Linked DNA regions of Mus musculus: region 2 is linked to region 1. The links are chromatin loops, found by intact Hi-C in ENCODE. Cell type or tissue: left cerebral cortex. All regions are shown on one strand. Links, peaks and the distances in the headings refer to the core of each region. The heading gives the core; the rest is flanking DNA.

Region 1 (8,142 bases), core at 1,517-6,516:
CAGAGCACAGACACAAAACACACCAGCCTCCCAGCCAGAGGGAGAACAGGGGGGTCTGGCAGTCACAGAACCAGGCAGTGATACCGCTGCTTTGTAACCAAACATTCTGGAAAATGGTATCGAACACCGCTGGTGTTCATTCCAGCATTTGGAAGCGAATGCCTCGCAGAGCTTCATTTCTTGTTAAAGCTTGGCTAGTTAATGCTGTTCTTACCATTCTCCACCAAATCCATGTTTTCTAAGACATCAGTCATTTGATTAGTTATGGCTTCCTTAGGATGACATCTATCTGCTTTGACTGGAGGGCTGGGTTAAGCCTGAGTCTGTGTAGAGAATAGGAATAGGATGCAGGAGTCCCACTGGCCATCAGACTTAAGGGGGAGCCAGGAAAGGCTTGTGGCTAGCCTGGCCTTTGTGTCTTAACCGCACAGCCAAAGGCCATCACTAGAGTGTAAGGGCAGAGAACCGGACCCTGGTATTGGAGATGACCACAAATCCTTCACTAAATCCATATTTCTCCATTTTGAATGTGGCAATAAAAAGCACCTGGGGATTTTGCAAATGACCAGTTCTTATATACTGTGAGCGAGTGTGTGTGTGTGTTTGTGCGCCTGTGTGTGCGTGTGTGTGTGTATGTGTGCGCCTGTGTGTGCGTGTGTGTGTGTGTGTGTGCGTGCACGTGTGCCTGTGTGTGTGTGTGCGTGCGCCTGTGTGTTCGAGAATGCATGCATACATACACTTAAACTGTTGGCTATTAAGAAGAGTGCTGGAGTGTGTTGTGAGCATGTACAGGGTTGGGGTACAGTAAAGACAGGGACCAACTTGAGCTCAGATCAGAGATACAGATCTATTTTTTTAAAAATTCAGTGATAGAGGCTAGAGAGATGGTTCAGAGGTTAAGAGCACTAGCTGTTCTTCCAGAGGACCCAGGTTCAATTCCCAACACCTACCCAGTGGCTCACAACCCTCTGTAACTCCCATTTCAGGGTCTCTGACACTCTCACACAGACATACACACAGGTAAAACACCAGTGCACATGAAATAAAAGTAAATATCTAAATGTAATAAGCAAAGAAATAAGTTCAGAGATTGTAGTTTTATTTTCAGCTATTGACCGGTTCTTTCCTTACGTTTAAGGTTTTAATCTAAAAACTTGATGTGTGAGGCTGGAGAGATGGCTCAGTGGTCCAGAGCACTGGCTGCTCTTCCACAGGTCCTGAGTTCACCTGCCCCTGGGAGCACCCAGATGGTGGTTCCTGACCATCTGTAATGAGGTCTGATTCCCTTTTCTGGTGCGAGTGAAGACAGAACACTCATATACATTAAGTAAGTAAAAAAGTCTTTTTTAAAAAAATGGTGTGCTTGTGTCTGCATGCTAGCCCTGTGTGGGGATACTTTCAGAAGACTAGAAGAAAGAATTTGACCTTCAGGAGCCGAAAAGGTGCCCAACATGGGTACTGGAACTGAACTCTGGTCTCCGGGGGGAACAACTGCTCTCAGTCATTGTTGACTCAACTGAGTCATCTCTCTAGCCCTTAATTTTCTTTTAATTGTTAACTGAGAAAACCACATGCTTATGGAGTAAGGTGTGATGTCCCACACGCATACAGCTATTGGGAACAATCTCATTAAGTAATCCCAGAGGCCCCGCGGGCAGGCAAGAACACATGAACAAACAGGAATTAAATAAAGCATACCTTACTCTAAGAGGTGTCCTTGAGAGGGCTGTGTGGTGACCCTACTCACTTATCCTCCCCAGCAACATTTCTGAAGAACTTAGAAACAGGCTCTTCCCCAAAGAGGAAGGACACATACAGGCAGCTAACATACAAATGGTGCAGGTGACAGCAACCACAGGAGGCTGCATACTTGGGTCCCAGGACGGTGGCAGTGGCAAGGTGAAGCCCCCACTCTGTCTAGTGCTACCAGGAGGAGCTGCCCTGCTGCCCTGGGTTTCCCTGGTAGGGAGGGGGGAATTGAGAAGGGGGCCAATGATCTCAGAGGTGGCCCAGCCCTAAGAAGGAGGGGCAGAGTTGGCATAAGTGGAACAGAAGGTCGAGGGACCAAATGACAGATTAAACCAGCACAGAGAGTATTAAACCAAGGGCTCACAGAGGAAAATCTTATAAATATGTTCATGGGCTACTAAGCAGCTATACTTTCTAAGTTTGTTTGTTTTTGGATTTTTTGCTTTTTGTCTTTTTGTTGTGTTGTGTTTATAAGACAGGGTCTTTCTGTATAGGTCTGGCTGTCTTGGAACTCACTCTGTAAACCAGGCTGGCCTTGAACTCACAGAGATCAGCCTGCCTCTACCTTCCGAGTGCTGAGAGCAGAGATGTGTACCATGGGGCATGGAGGTTCTGAATGTAATGCCTTCTCCAATGAGCTTTAGTGGAAGAAATCTCATAGTTAAGGTGATGTTGGGAAGGCAGCTCGATGGGAGAGCCTTTGCTGAGCTACTGAAAGGTGCTAGATTTGATCCCCAGCACCACAAAATACTACTACTACTACTACTACTACTACTACTACTACTACTACTATAAAAGTGAGTAGATATCATGGTTCAGGAAAGATGGATGGAAGTGCTCAGTCAATGAATATCTGCATCTCCCTCCCCACTTTGTCCGCGTGGAGGAAATGCACAGATGCGGCAGAAATGTGGACTTCTGATTGACCTTCAGGGGGGATCATCCTGGGTCTGCCACTGGCCAACGCGGGGCCTGAGAAAATATCCCAAAACTGCTCTCTCCACTTTCAAACCTGAGCCCCCATGGAACTCTTACAACAAATGTGTGTGTGTGAGAGCCAAGATCGAGGAGTCTCCCTCCCAAGGAGCCTGGCATGGAAGACAGAGGCAGGAATCAGAAATGGTCTTCAAGCATCCAGGTTTGCAAAGGCAGATGGGAAATGCCCAGAAATTCTTGACATCCCCCCACACACACACACACATCCGGCCAGCAACAATGCAGGAAACCTCGCTCACTATCTTCAGCAGACGGAGTAGAACCATTTCCTTAATGAACACCCACACACACCCCCGACAGTGCTGCATGCTAAGTCTGAGGCTTCTCTCTCCAGTTCCCTCAAATACTCCATTCCTCCCATTTCCTTCCCTTCCTTCGGTCTGGAACAAAGTCCAGCCATTTAATCATCAGGGTGCAGCATCCCAGGAACCGCAGGATTCGGCCTCCACGGCAGTCCTGGAAAGTGTCTGGCAGGGGCCACATCTTTCCTCACGAGCCGCTCTGCTCTGTTAAGCTAAATCCAACACAATACGGTTTTGTTTTGTTTTGTTTTTAAATGCTTTCAGCTGCTCGTGGTATAATATATTTTTACTTAAAATAGAGCCCGCTGTGATCTTCAAATGTCCTCTTCCTCTCTACACACTATCAAGGACATTGAAAAATGGTTCTCAGCCTGCGATGACAGTATAGCACCTAGTGTGTGCCGCCAACCACACAGCACCTAGTGTGTGCTGAGCCAAACCCTGCTCACTAGTTCCCAGCTCCTCGAACTCCCTTTTTATCCCGAGGCTCACCTGCACACACAATCAAAACCCCTGCCTGTCCTGTTACTTTGTATTCTCTTAGCTTTACCGCAAAAGCCAGGGTAGAGATCAGCCACATAGTTTCCCTCCACAGAACCACTTTTCTGAAGGGAAGGGGGGCAAGTGTCACTATAAAGCCTTTTTCTTTTTTGGGGGGGGGGGAGCGGGGTATACATATCACTTCAAGTTCTATATTATACACATTCAAGGATTCAGAAATTGTCCCCATAGTTTCGGAGAGGAAAAAAAAGTAATGACTTGGTTGGTCTTTTAGAAGTCACAAAAAAATAGGTTTAATTATTAAATAAGAGGTTTACTAGCCTTGTTGTAATCTGGAACAGTTTTAGAACATAGCTGTTTAAAAAAAAAAGAAATTAAAAAGATTAATTTTTTAAAGAAAGAAATAAGGGGTGGGAGGTTAAAGAGACAGATGTCCTCAGTATAGGTAATGTGATTTAGCCTCTGTCATAGTTACACATTCTGCTAGGGAAAAAAAAAAAAAAAAAAAGACCCAAGATAGTGATGTAGTGGCTGAGGCATCTGGGACACATCCTCCATCAGACCACCCCTGCACCCCCTGCAATGCAAAAGGAAGCCCACTAAAGACTCAGTTAATTGGTTGGTCTAGTACATTCTACCAGAGAGAAAGATGAGGTGTGACCCCGATGGCAGCAGCAGCCTAGCTCATCAGCTAGGGTGTCAAAGGGCTTAGCACCCATTAACATGCAGAAGAATGGCAGGGAGCCGGGAAACCGGAAGGACCCCATCTGTTTGCTTTGTGGAATTCCTTCACTGAATGTTATAGTTGAAAAGGAGCCTTCGGAAGTCAACCATAGTTTTAGGCCAGGTGGTGGCAGCCCACACTTTTAATCCCAGCACTAAGAAGGCAGAGGCCAATCTGGTCTACAGAGTAAGTTCCAGGACAGCCCGGGGTACACAAAGAAACTCTTGCATAGAGAAAACAAACAAACAGACAAACAAAAAAACAAAATTTCTCCATTTTTAAAAGAAAAATGCCAATTGGGGATCATTTAAAAAGAAACTATATAGCCTATTAAAGACTTTTCAACCAGAAAAAAAAATGCTGCACTAATAATTTTTTTAATAGAAAGCCTAGTTCACAGTTTATCTGCAAGATGATTGATAAGTTGGAAAACAACATGGACCCACAAGGGTCCCAAATAATAACCATTTAAAATATGCAACTTTTGGAAAAGCACAACTGTGTAAGCCTTGGAGAAAAAAATTAGAAATCACTATGTAAAACTATATATTAAAAAATGCATTCTAACCAATTTGGGAATAGGTATTATTATTAATTATTATTTTTGAGAAAGGGATTCCCTGTGTGGTTCAGGCTGACTTTAATTGGCTCCATAGCCAATGTCCACTCTTGGTTAGAACTCACCACCCTTCTGCCTTAGGCCTTGAGTTCTCAGGATACAGACAGGGCACTCACACCTGGCTGCTACTATTTGCATAATTTTTATTTTAACTCAGAGTTACTATTGGGAATACAATACACACACCCCAAGCTCACAATTTAAGTATTTCTAATTAGTTCTACCAAACTCTAAATGTCAGCTGCTTAAAAGTAAGGGAGAACAGGAGAAGGAGAGAGGGAAGGAGGAAATGAGGGGGAAGGGAAAAGAGAGAGAGCGGCGCGTAAGACAGACAGACAGATAGACAGACAGACAGACAGAGCCGGACAGAGACAGAGACAGAGGGGATGAGAGAGATGAGCCAGCGCAAGAGAGCACACTGGTGTGGAGCTAATCAAGGGTGTGGACTTAAACGAGAGTGTGTTGTCTTAAGCCTTGAAGAGGAGACTGAACTTTTATAGAGACACTGGTCTCGATAGCTACAGAGAGGACCGGTAATTATGGTAGTTAGGGCGTTGGTAACTAATAAATATCGAGGCTAGAACACCTGATGGGGCTCAGCGCCTGGCTAGCGGCGCAAAGCGACTTTGTACACTTTCCCTGAACTGCTTCAATCTGCCTCCACTGTTCGAAAACACAGATAAAATTACGCTTAGCCAAAACCAACCACGCTTTAAAATTAAAAAGTAGAGACATGTGTCAAGCAGAAAATCCAATAAAACGCCTGTTCCCCCCACCCTGTAACTTAAGGGTTTGCAGTAATTTTTTAAGCTAGTTTTGTCTTTATATAATAAATCAGTATTTAAACTCTCTAAGCGGTTGCATTTCCGTATAAGCAGCTCTTCGAAAATATTTGTGAAATAGAAAATACAATAACTCGTTTAATATCATTATTTTAGAACCTAACCAGCCACGTCGGATTCTGGCTTTGCCATTTTAGTCCGTTTTAATTATAAACCCCTGTTCATTACTTTGAAACGAAGTACAGTCTTCCCATTTCAAAAGGCTTATTTTTACTGTCTTTTAAAACCTTGCTGCCTTTCTTTCTGGGGCCACTACTATTCTACCTGACTCTTTAGTCTCTATCTTCTTTCCCAACCACGCTGGTTTAAATAAAGACGCTCTGGTATGCGTCTCTGCGCAAAGGGACCTCCCGCCTGCAGACCTGGAGTTAGAGTTCCCGAGGTCCCTCCAGCTTTTTGACCCTTGGATGACGACGGTCTCCACATTAAATGCTCCTAAAATCTGCCGGCCCCTGATCGGTCGCCCCCCCCCCCCCGCCCCGCGCTTTTCATATCCTAGAGAACGCTGATTTAGGAGGTCGCAAACTTCACCTACTACTTAAACCACAGCTTTCAGTCTAAATTGTCAGGTGGTTTTGTTTTTTTGTTTTTTCTTCTAGATTCATAACCTAAAGGTAGGGCTTAAAATTCCAAAACTTGCTGCCGGGTCGCTTTGGGTCACTCACTCACTCCGAGGACCTGGACCGCACACCCGCCCCACACCGCGGAGGCCCCACCCGGGAGACGGCGCTCCGCGAACTGCTGGGAAGAAACCCTGCAGACTGTGCGTTCCCCAGCTTCCTCCGGACGGACCCAAGCGGGTACGGGAGTCAGAGCTGGCCCTTCTCTGGGCTCCATCTGCTCGCCGCGGGCACGGGACCCCTCCCAATTTCGTCCTCCTTTGCTCTGGTGGAGCGAGCTCATCGCTAACGACCCCACCTCTGTCCAGCCCCGGGCAGCCTCTCTGACATCTAGCTTGCTCCAACTAGCCCTTGAGGACTCTGCTGCAGCCTAGGAGCAGGCTCTGGATGCTGAAAGGTCCACCCGTGTGGTGATCTGCACTCCCAGAGTCTAAGGAGTGAGCGCCTACCCGGGAACCCGGTAGGGGACTAGCGGCTCCGGCTACACCCGGCAGGCACTCTGGCTCTGACCCCAGCGTGGAGCTAAGGAGAGTCTAAGCGGTGATGCCAACTTCCAGCGGCGCCCACTTGGGGGGTGGAGGGGAAGACGTGTGTCCCGAGGCGTACCCGCTGCTACAAGTGTCCCCGGCTCCCGCCGGAGCTCGCTTCCCCCGGACCACCCCGTGGCTGCCCATCCCCGCCGAACTCCAACTCATGGTCCCTGGCGCGCCTCACCTGTGAGAAGCAGACACCCGAGCAGCGCGTAAGGCAAGACCGCGGTGTCCCAGCAGCTGACCATGGTGAGCAAGACGCGGCCTGTTGGCCCGGTGCCCGCGCTCTCCGAGGCCGACGGCGCAGCCGCTCGAGCCGGTCCCCTCCTGCTTCTGCTTGGCGCCGCGAGAGCCCTTCTCCGCGCCTGCAGCCGAGGGGGGTGGTGTGGGGGGATCCTCGCCGTCCCGCGTCCGCTAGCCGCTGCGCTTGAGTCCCGGAGCCCGCTCCGAGCAGCAGCCACCACCACTAGCACTACCTCCCGGGAGTGTCCGCCACCGCGCTCCGAGCCTCTCAAGGACCTCGCTGAAGTGCAGCCGAGGGCGGGGGCGATTTATAACCTTTCCCCAGCCCACTTCCTACCCCGGCACCTCCTTCCAGTGACGTCAAGGGGTCCCCCACCCCTCATCCGCCTCCCCACCTACCCTCTTCTTCCTCCCGGAGGGGCGGGGGCCGGCGAGGGCGGGTAGCCCGGGGGCCAGAGCGCGCGTGCGGTGGCGCTAGGCGCGCGGGTCGCCGGACAGGTTCGCAGGTTCAGGGTCCTTGCTCTGTGCTCTGCTGCCCCAGCCCCTCCTGCCCATCGCTCTCAGGAAATCCTTACCCAGCTCCCTCCACCGAGCTTACTCAGCTCTGGTGACCGCCCGAAACTGAGGAGGGGACCGTCTAAGTGCACCGCCCTGCCCCCGGGGCGGGAAGTCTTATCCTAGGGAAGCTGGCCGCGCCTCCCGCGACGGTGTCCCTGGCACCGAGGAACGAGGCGCAGTCGAGCCCTCTCCCGAGCGGTCCCGCCGGTCCCTGACCCCGCCAGACTGTTGCCAGACAGCGAAGGAAGGCGCCAGAGACCCTCCGCTTAAGGCACTTGGACCCGGAGCGTCCGAGGGAACCGGACGCCTTGCCAGGCACCTTCGGAAAGAGCGCGGGGCCGCGCGGGTCCCAAGGGAGGGAGTCTGTGTCTTTTTCGGCTGCATTAATGCACCCGCCCAAGCCATTTCCTCAACCCTCTGCTTCCTAGAAGCAAAACAAGGAATAACATGTTACCTTA
Region 2 (8,142 bases), core at 2,077-7,076, 450 kb before region 1:
CCTCCCGGACCTTTCCCGAATGGAACCGAGCCTGGGGGCCTGGAAGAGCCCAACCGCGTCCAGCTCCCTTTCCCGTGGATGAAATCCACCAAAGCTCACGCGTGGAAAGGCCAGTGGGCAGGTAAGCCTGGCTCTTTCTCCCTTTCTCTTTCCCTAGTCTGGACTTGGCTGCTACTGCCTTCAAGAACTCCCCCGGGCCTTTTCTCACAAGTTCCTCTGAAACCCGCAAGGATAATGCAGGCTTAGAATAAAGTCTATGCAAGCCAGTAAGTCCACTCATGTTGGCAGCTTGTTCTCCATTCAACACTCTTCCCTCCTTGCGCTTGTCCTGAGCCTTTCTTACCCTGGGAGCCAACTCCCACGCTGGAGAAAGAAGAGGCCTAGCCAGGCTCAGAACTCCCGAACTCTCTGGATCTTTCTGCAGAGAGGAACCTGGACTCCCGGACCCCAAGGGCCCCAAGCAAGTTATGCAAGATGTCTCTGATGATGGAGTCCCTTGGAAACCCTAGGCCCCTTCACTTCCCGGCTCTATCCTAGTGGCCTTATTAGAGAAACGGGGCCTCCTAGGGGCAGTAGGAGTAGGAGAAACACAGGAAGAAGGGAAAGGAAAATTGCGTCCATCCAGGTAGGCCCTGGAGTAGGATGAGGGGTGGGGGTGAACAGGGAGAGGCTGTACCAACGCGAGGTGCTCACCGGGAGGGTTGAAAGGCAGGTGGTTCACTCTCTCGGAGTCTGGCAGTTGGCAGAGGTCTCTGGGGTGCCAATTCTTTTTGAACCAACCCAACGTGTTTGAAGGGTCCTCTCTGGAGCCGCGTCCCAGGAAGCAAATATGCAGAAGAAGGGGCCTCCTCCCTGCTGTCCGGCTCAAAGAAGCAAGACACCCTGGCTTTCCTTAGCCCTAGGCGCCTGCTTTGTGATAAAGTCCTTCCTTCCAGCAGAGGCGAAGCGGAGCAAGCCCTAGGTCCCTTCCCGCCGGATGCTGGCAGCCAATTCGTGTGGGGGCCTGTGCCCGCCGCTCCACAATGTTATCTCTTCCGGTCTACAGCCACTTCTGGTCACACCTGGACTGCAAATAGCTGCTCTTTCTTTTGCTTTCCGACTGACTGTCGGGAGCAGGAGCGAAGGGTTAAGACGCTGGAGTTGCCATCCCCTGAGAATTCTCAACGTTGTCCTCCGGTCCTAAGGCGCCTGGTCTGACACTATCCCAGGAGCAGCCAAGCAAAGCTCCGAGAGAGTATGGGGGTAACGAGGTTCACCAAGGATTCAAGGGTGGAAAAAGAAGGGGGAAGGCTCCTTTAGCTAGTTCATTTTCTCACCGAGGAAAAAAACAAAAAAAAAAAAAAAAAAACAAAACAAAAAAAAAAAACAAAACAAAACAAAAAACCCTGACTTAAAACAGGCCCAAACTCTTGCTGGGGAGATCCTCCACCTCTGAGCAATTCCAAGCAGCTGGAGCAGGTAGGCCGCAGCAGAGGCCTCTCAAGGCCAAGACCAAAGGGCGCTGAGACCTGGCCATTGGGCTGCCCAAAGACAGACCCTCCACCTAAAGGGGGTTCCTTGCCAAGGAACCACGAAGCAGAGCCCCGGAGATTGATTCTTTCTGGCTATCCACTCCTGCTCTGGGCTAGGGTAGGAACAAGCCAGGGAGTTAAATCTGAGCAGAGGAAGCAGAAAGCCTTTCCTATGTTTGGTGAACACTTTGGAGACCCCTCCTGACTGTGAGATCTGGGTACCAGGATCCTTTGCGGATCCTTTCTGACCATCAGCAAGCAGGACTCGAGGCAGACTACCCCTCTCTTCTCCCTGTAGAAACCTGCAAAGAGCTCCAGCCGGCCCCACTTCAGAAGGACTGCAAGGTTTAGCGAACCCACCTGCGTGTGCTTCGTCGGTTCACAACCCCTGGAAAGGGCTTAATGGCTGAAGGGCTTATAGTAGGACTATGAATGCTAATGGCAATAACCGCTTATAAATAATTGGACTTAAAAGAACTTCATAATCCCTACTGGTGAGTTCTACTGAGCCCCAGAAAAGTCAGATCGAGCACTCTGAACATCTCACCAGCAGATTCTAACTTTAATTCCCACCCGTGGCTTCCTCTAGCTGAGCACAGGTTCCCTATAGTCTTTCATTAGGGCTTGGCAAAGTAGGCAGCTGAGGGCAGTAGTTGGAAGAATCTGCCAGTTGTTGGCATTTAAGATGTCTCTTTAAGGTTAGGTATCTTTCCTTTCCTACACCAGGAAAGGCCTGTGTGGTTTGGGGACACAGGTTTGTGTTCCTGAGGACACAAACTGCTTTCCAAAGAGTGGTCTGGGGACTTCACTTCAGCTTCTAGTGCCTCCCCAGTACCTGGGGGAAGACCCGGGGAGCAGATTCCATCCTGAAGATTAATCCCTTGCCCTCAACACACTCATTCACCTTTCAGCTCTTTGGAAACTGTCTCTCACCCCTGTCCTGAATCAAGTCGGCCTCAGTCTCTTCCACTGGGCTTTGCTGGAGAGCCTTCCATCCTGCATCCACACACAGTCCAGTGCAGTAGACGCTCTACCGAGCTGGGAAGAAAGGACCCAGACCTGGGAAACACTGGTTGGCTTCGCTGATTTCCCGGTGACTTGGGTCTGTTGCTTGCTTTAGATGCGGGTTTGCAGCAAGCACGGGCAAGCCCTTTGGTGAGCCATCCGTCCCTTCTCAGAGTGGCTCTGGTTCAGGATAGATCTGGCCTCAGCAACATTTGTGGTCTTTTCCTGCTAAGCACGACCTTTCCCAAAACAGAATTTCTTCTTCTCAGAGGCAGAGGGCTAATTGAAATCACAGTAACAATTAACACTCAGTTAGAGTTCATTATAACTTTATTAAAAATAATATACAAGCCCAGGAAGATGACTATTTGAAACAAACAAACAAATGTACCAAAACGAAAAAAAAAAAAAACCAACACGTTCCCTTTCAAGCTTTAGGGCTTTAATTCAATCCACAGAACCTAAAATAAAAGGAGAGAACCAAATCCCTAAAGGTGTTCCCCACCTCCCTGTGCTCACTGCCGTGTTCTGACAAGCATATTCTACACACAACAATAATAAAGACGTAAAGCATAAAGATGATATAACAAATAAATAAAAGCTATAACAAAATATGTCCATAACTTAAAGAGAGCACCATAGCCTTTCAAACTGTAGTCTGCATCTATTAGTGAGTTGTTACATTCACTTAAAATTATTTTTGAGACTCATTTACGTTGCTGTTGCTGACCTGGAGCTAGCTAGGCAACCAAGCTCGCCTCCGGGGCTGCCTCCCCCTGCTTCTGCCTCCAGAGAACCAGAATTAAAGACCTCGCCACCAGTAAAATAAGTTAACATGTTGAGCTTAGCATTGTTTTAATGAAACAGGGAATAAAGAGGAAATTAGCATTAATTGTGGTAAAAGCTTATTCTAGAAATGTTTCTTGGATATATATATACCTATGAGGATGAGATAGTAATCAGACTGAACTGAACTGGGTCAACATCAGAACGTTTGTTTAAAATTTTGCATTTAAGGCATATCCTTAAGTAGAAAGGAGTTGATCATTTTTTTATTATGTGCATTTTAACATCAATTAAATGAACTAATTTTGAAACCACTGGTTGCCAGTTCCAAGTGTGATATTGAGATGAGAACCGGCATGGCTATGGCCTGAGAAAAGGGCTCCATTGCTTAGGGAAGACTCTGGTGGAACCGCAGTGGGTCTCTGGAGCAATGGGCTGCGGCTGGATTCAACAGCTGCGATCAGTAGGAGGGCTGTTCCTGGCCTGGGAATAAAATATTTGAGCTTCATGGGGCCCCGGGGAACCTCACTGACCGATTGTATCACCCACAGGAGGTGCTTACACAGCGGAACCCGAGGAAAACAAGAGGACCCGTACTGCCTACACCCGGGCGCAGCTGCTGGAGCTGGAGAAGGAATTCTTATTTAACAAATACATCTCCCGGCCCCGCCGGGTGGAGCTGGCAGTGATGTTGAACTTGACCGAGAGACACATCAAAATCTGGTTCCAAAACCGTCGCATGAAGTGGAAAAAAGAGGAAGATAAGAAACGTAGTAGCGGGACCCCGAGTGGGGGCGGTGGGGGCGAAGAGCCGGAGCAAGATTGTGCGGTGACCTCGGGCGAGGAGCTGCTGGCAGTGCCACCGCTGCCACCTCCCGGAGGTGCCGTGCCCCCAGGCGTCCCAGCTGCAGTCCGGGAGGGCCTACTGCCTTCGGGCCTTAGCGTGTCGCCACAGCCCTCCAGCATCGCGCCACTGCGACCGCAGGAACCCCGGTGAGGACAGCAGTCTGAGGGTGAGCGGGTCTGGGACCCAGAGTGTGGACGTGGGAGCGGGCAGCTGGATAAGGGAACTTAACCTAGGCGTCGCACAAGAAGAAAATTCTTGAGGGCACGAGAGCCAGTTGGGTATAGCCGGAGAGATGCTGGCAGACTTCTGGAAAAACAGCCCTGAGCTTCTGAAAACTTTGAGGCTGCTTCTGATGCCAAGCGAATGGCCAGATCTGCCTCTAGGACTCTTTCCTGGGACCAATTTAGACAACCTGGGCTCCAAACTGAGGACAATAAAAAGGGTACAAACTTGAGCGTTCCAATACGGACCAGCAGGCGAGCTGGACCGGGTGCCTTTGTCTGCCCAGAAACAGAACGGCTGAGCAAGCTAAGGTTAAGAATAACGAAAGGCGGCTGTTGGAGGTTTCAAAGAGAGCGCTTCTTCCAATCCCCCCTCCTCTTCCCCCTCCCTCACCTCCTTTTCCTTATTTCCCTTTCCTAGAGTCGTTCCCCCTCTTCAGCCAAATATTTCATTAATCTCTATCCTTCAACCTATACCATTTCCTTTGAAAATCAGAAATTCTTCACACCCGGACCTCCTCGTGCCCCTAATGGGACCTCCAGGGTCCTGAGGGACAAAGATGCAGAAGGACATTTGAAGTTTCTGTTTTAGAGCGCGAATATCCTCCTGAAAGGAAGGCAGGTGCCCTGGTACACCTTGGAAAACTAGTCACAACGCCCTGAATTAGAAGATGGGAGAGAGGAGCAGGGCAAAACTGGTTGTTTTCATTTAAAGCATTAAATTAACCATTCTTTGCCAACAGGTCTACAATTTGAAGTCAGTCAGTTGCTCCTTTCAAGGTCTGAGCCTTGTCTTTAGGCTGTTTGTGGAAAATGCTTAATAAATATGAATAGCAAGAGAGGGGTTGAAGGCAACCTGGCTGATTTCAAACCTTCCTAGAGGTCGATGTTTCCATTTCATTTTAAAATCTTAACTAGCGTTTTTTCTGATTAAAAAAAAAATCTTCTTTGATGGCCGTGGTGGTGCACTTCTTTAGTCCCAGCACTTGGGAGGCAGAGGCAGGCAGATCTCTGGGTTTGAGCCTGGTCTATGAGTGAGCTTCAGGATAGCCAGGGCTATGCAGAGAAACACACTCTTGAAAACTGACAGACAGCAGAGCCCTTGTATTAACCACAAAGCTGAATTGATTTAGTTGGCTTCAAATTCCTTTCCTTATGTTCTGAAGGCAACTCCCAAATGAGAGGGGAGGAGGCTAGGCAGTTTGTTTACTTATTTAGTTTAATAATTTGTAGTGTTTCTTAGAGAATATTCTTAGAGTCACACTGGTAGAAAGAAACTCTCTTAATCAAAAATGTGTGTTTTCCCCCCTCTCTTTAGGGTGAATGCATCCTTTCTGGATGCTGCTCACAGTGTGGGCTCTGGGATGAGACAAATCTACATTAGAGATGTCAAAAAAATTCAAGGTCTTCTCCCACTTTAATATAGTGGCAAAGTTTGTGCTACCTTCTAGGGTTGCTGTAGGGTTTAAATTAAAGATATAAACCGGCTTACTTAATATATAGAAAGGATTCATCCGACCATATTATTAGCAAACTGTTTTGCTCATCATCATTTTCTTGAAGAGCCTGGCCTAGAAGCTGGCCACTAGCCTCTTCCAGTCTCCATGGGTCCCTGAAGGGTCTCTCCTTTAGCAAACCCCTGTACAGTTGAAGTGATTTTTCAGGTACCCATTGGTCTTAGCTAAGCAATTCCTAGTTTTATCAAACTCCCTTGTTGCCCACAGCAAACCCACCCTCCACCCCCTACCCAACCCCCACCCGCTCTGCGCTTCTTCCTAGGATGTTTGGTTGGGTTTGGTGAAGAGGCTGAGACCCATCCTTTTGCGTCTACGTAATGTTTGGGTTCCAGAGTAAACCAGCCTGTTCTGGAGTCTAGAATCTCAATCTTACTCACATTGGCTGGAGTTCTAGGATGTGCCCAGGAAGAAAGGCAGGGAGGGGCTGGCAGGAGCTGGGAATTTGGGGCACCAGGTAGTTGCAGGGCTGACTGGTGGAGGCTGGCAGCTAGAGAGATCGGCATGCCTTTCCGCTTGTGCTTGCGCAGGATCGCAGGAGGTTTGGGGAAGCTGGGGCATGGGCTTTGCTGGGTTACGTCTCTAAAAACAATCTGGTTACCCTGTCCTTGAATGTCCCATCCCCTTTCCTACACATGGCTTTGACCGAGTTACTTAATTCTATTCTCCCATGTGATGGGGCTCAGAACAAGATTGGAAGGAGATGATGTCTTCCAAGGGCTTTGAAGGGGCTCCAATACGGGACGGGTGTTGTCCCGTAGTTCCCAGTAGAAAGCTCTCTTGCTGAGAGGGGCTGCTGGCCAGACAGTCCTCAAGAAAGTGAGAGAAGCCACACTGGGTTTGCCTGTAGGCGTGGGGAGAATTCTTTGGGATGCCTTGGGTAGCCAGTCGGATAAGATTCAACCACAGAAGTGAGAGCGGAGTCTACAGCTCCAATGCCGGGCTCCACCTGTGTAACCAGGAACTGGGGAGTCACCCAGAGCTGACTAGCCTGAGGACACACAATTGAGGCCCCTGGGGGTGTGGGGTGGGTTAGAAGCGCCGGAAGCTCCAAGCTCAAGCCCTGGTTTTGTTTTGTTTTGTTTTGTTTTGTTTGTTTGTTTTTTAAGCCTAGGTTTCTAAGCGCTGAAGCCTTAAGGATGGGGGTGGAGCACGACTGGGGGACTTCTGTGCTCCTCCATTTAGAGTGCTCCATTCACGTAAGGAACAGGCACCACTGCAATGACTTTGGAAAGTGTTAGGGGAGGGTGTGTGAGCGCAGAGTGTGCCTGCTTGCACCCCCTCCCCCACTTCCTTTCCACGAATTTGCCCCGGGCAGAATCCACTTGCCCCACAATTCCTCTTGAATTCATCATGGGAGAGGCGTTCCCGGATACAGATGTATGGATCAGCCCTAAACTCCCTGTGGATAAAGAAGTGGAGACCTGGAGAACTCCTCGGGCTTCCCCGGGGCTTCCCAATCGCGCACCCTCGCCTGGAAGCCTCCGGAAATGACAAGCCTCTGAGCTAAGGGGCTCCTGAGAACAGGATTTCCCTAATCCTGGAGGGGTTCCCAGTCTAGAAGGAGGTGGCACAGGAGAAAGGAAAAAAAAAAAAAACCCGCATAAGAAACAAAGTCTTTGCTTTTCTTTGGATACGCCTCTTCCTGTGACTTTGCTCTCAACTGTCCAGAGAGCTCATCTCCAACAGATCCATTTTACACAGTTGTGTGGTGCTTATAACGCACAGTCTAAGGCAGAAGCTGCCACCGGAAACATTTATTCGGCTCTTTTCATAAGCTAGAACCCCTACTGTGGTAGCCCCAGAGAGGTTTTTATAACCCTCTTACTCTTAACACTCAAGGAACCCTGGGGGGCGCTCATGATTATCTGTGAACTTACCAGAGTGAACAGGAGTTAAACAGACTCACCGTGTCTCTTTTGAAGAACAAGGGCAGTTTCAGCTTCCCCAGTTATCTTTAGGTTCCTGACCTGGTAAGGCCATCTCTTCACATCTCCTTCAATTAACCTTAGTCCGGCCATCGAAGTCTGAATGAAATGGAAGCATTGCTCGATCAAGTTAGTGAAGCCTTCCTAATACATTCCCTTAAAGATACTGTGTGTGCCTGGTGCCTGTGGAAGCCAGAAGAGGATGTCGGGTTGTCAAGCCACCATGTGAGTGCTGAAAATCAAAGCCAGGGCCTCTGGAAGAGCAGTCTGTGTCCTTAAGTACTGAGTCACCCCTCCAGCCTCTACTATTACAGTTCTCCCATATACACC

Evidence for each region. A loop is a pair of places that touch in the nucleus more often than their neighbours do. Peaks named below come from ENCODE experiments on the same cell type or tissue, not always from the same donor. Only the 100,000 strongest peaks of a DNase experiment are listed, where the experiment ranks them.
Region 2: a loop joins it to region 1, with 3 times the contacts of the local background. A loop is called at or near these places in 2 of 42 quality-filtered maps.

Annotation. Positions count from the first base shown.
Region 1 is chr5:147,718,604-147,726,745 of GRCm38, forward strand. Flt1 (FMS-like tyrosine kinase 1) reads right to left here and starts at 7,408. Exons shown (of 30, transcript NM_010228.4): 1 at 7,068-7,408. The coding sequence starts at 7,131. In left cerebral cortex, for the core only: a CTCF peak has its summit at 4,393 (motif pointing right); no DNase peak of the experiment used is centred there; H3K4me3 peaks cover 3,171 bases; H3K27ac peaks cover 956 bases.
Region 2 is chr5:147,270,527-147,278,668 of GRCm38, forward strand. Pdx1 (pancreatic and duodenal homeobox 1) reads left to right here. Exons shown (of 2, transcript NM_008814.4): 1 at 1-121; 2 at 3,854-5,322. The coding sequence ends at 4,299. It overlaps Plut (PDX1 associated lncRNA, upregulator of transcription), which reads right to left and starts at 995. Exons shown (of 6, transcript NR_038157.1): 1 at 694-995. In left cerebral cortex, for the core only: no CTCF peak of the experiment used is centred there; no DNase peak of the experiment used is centred there.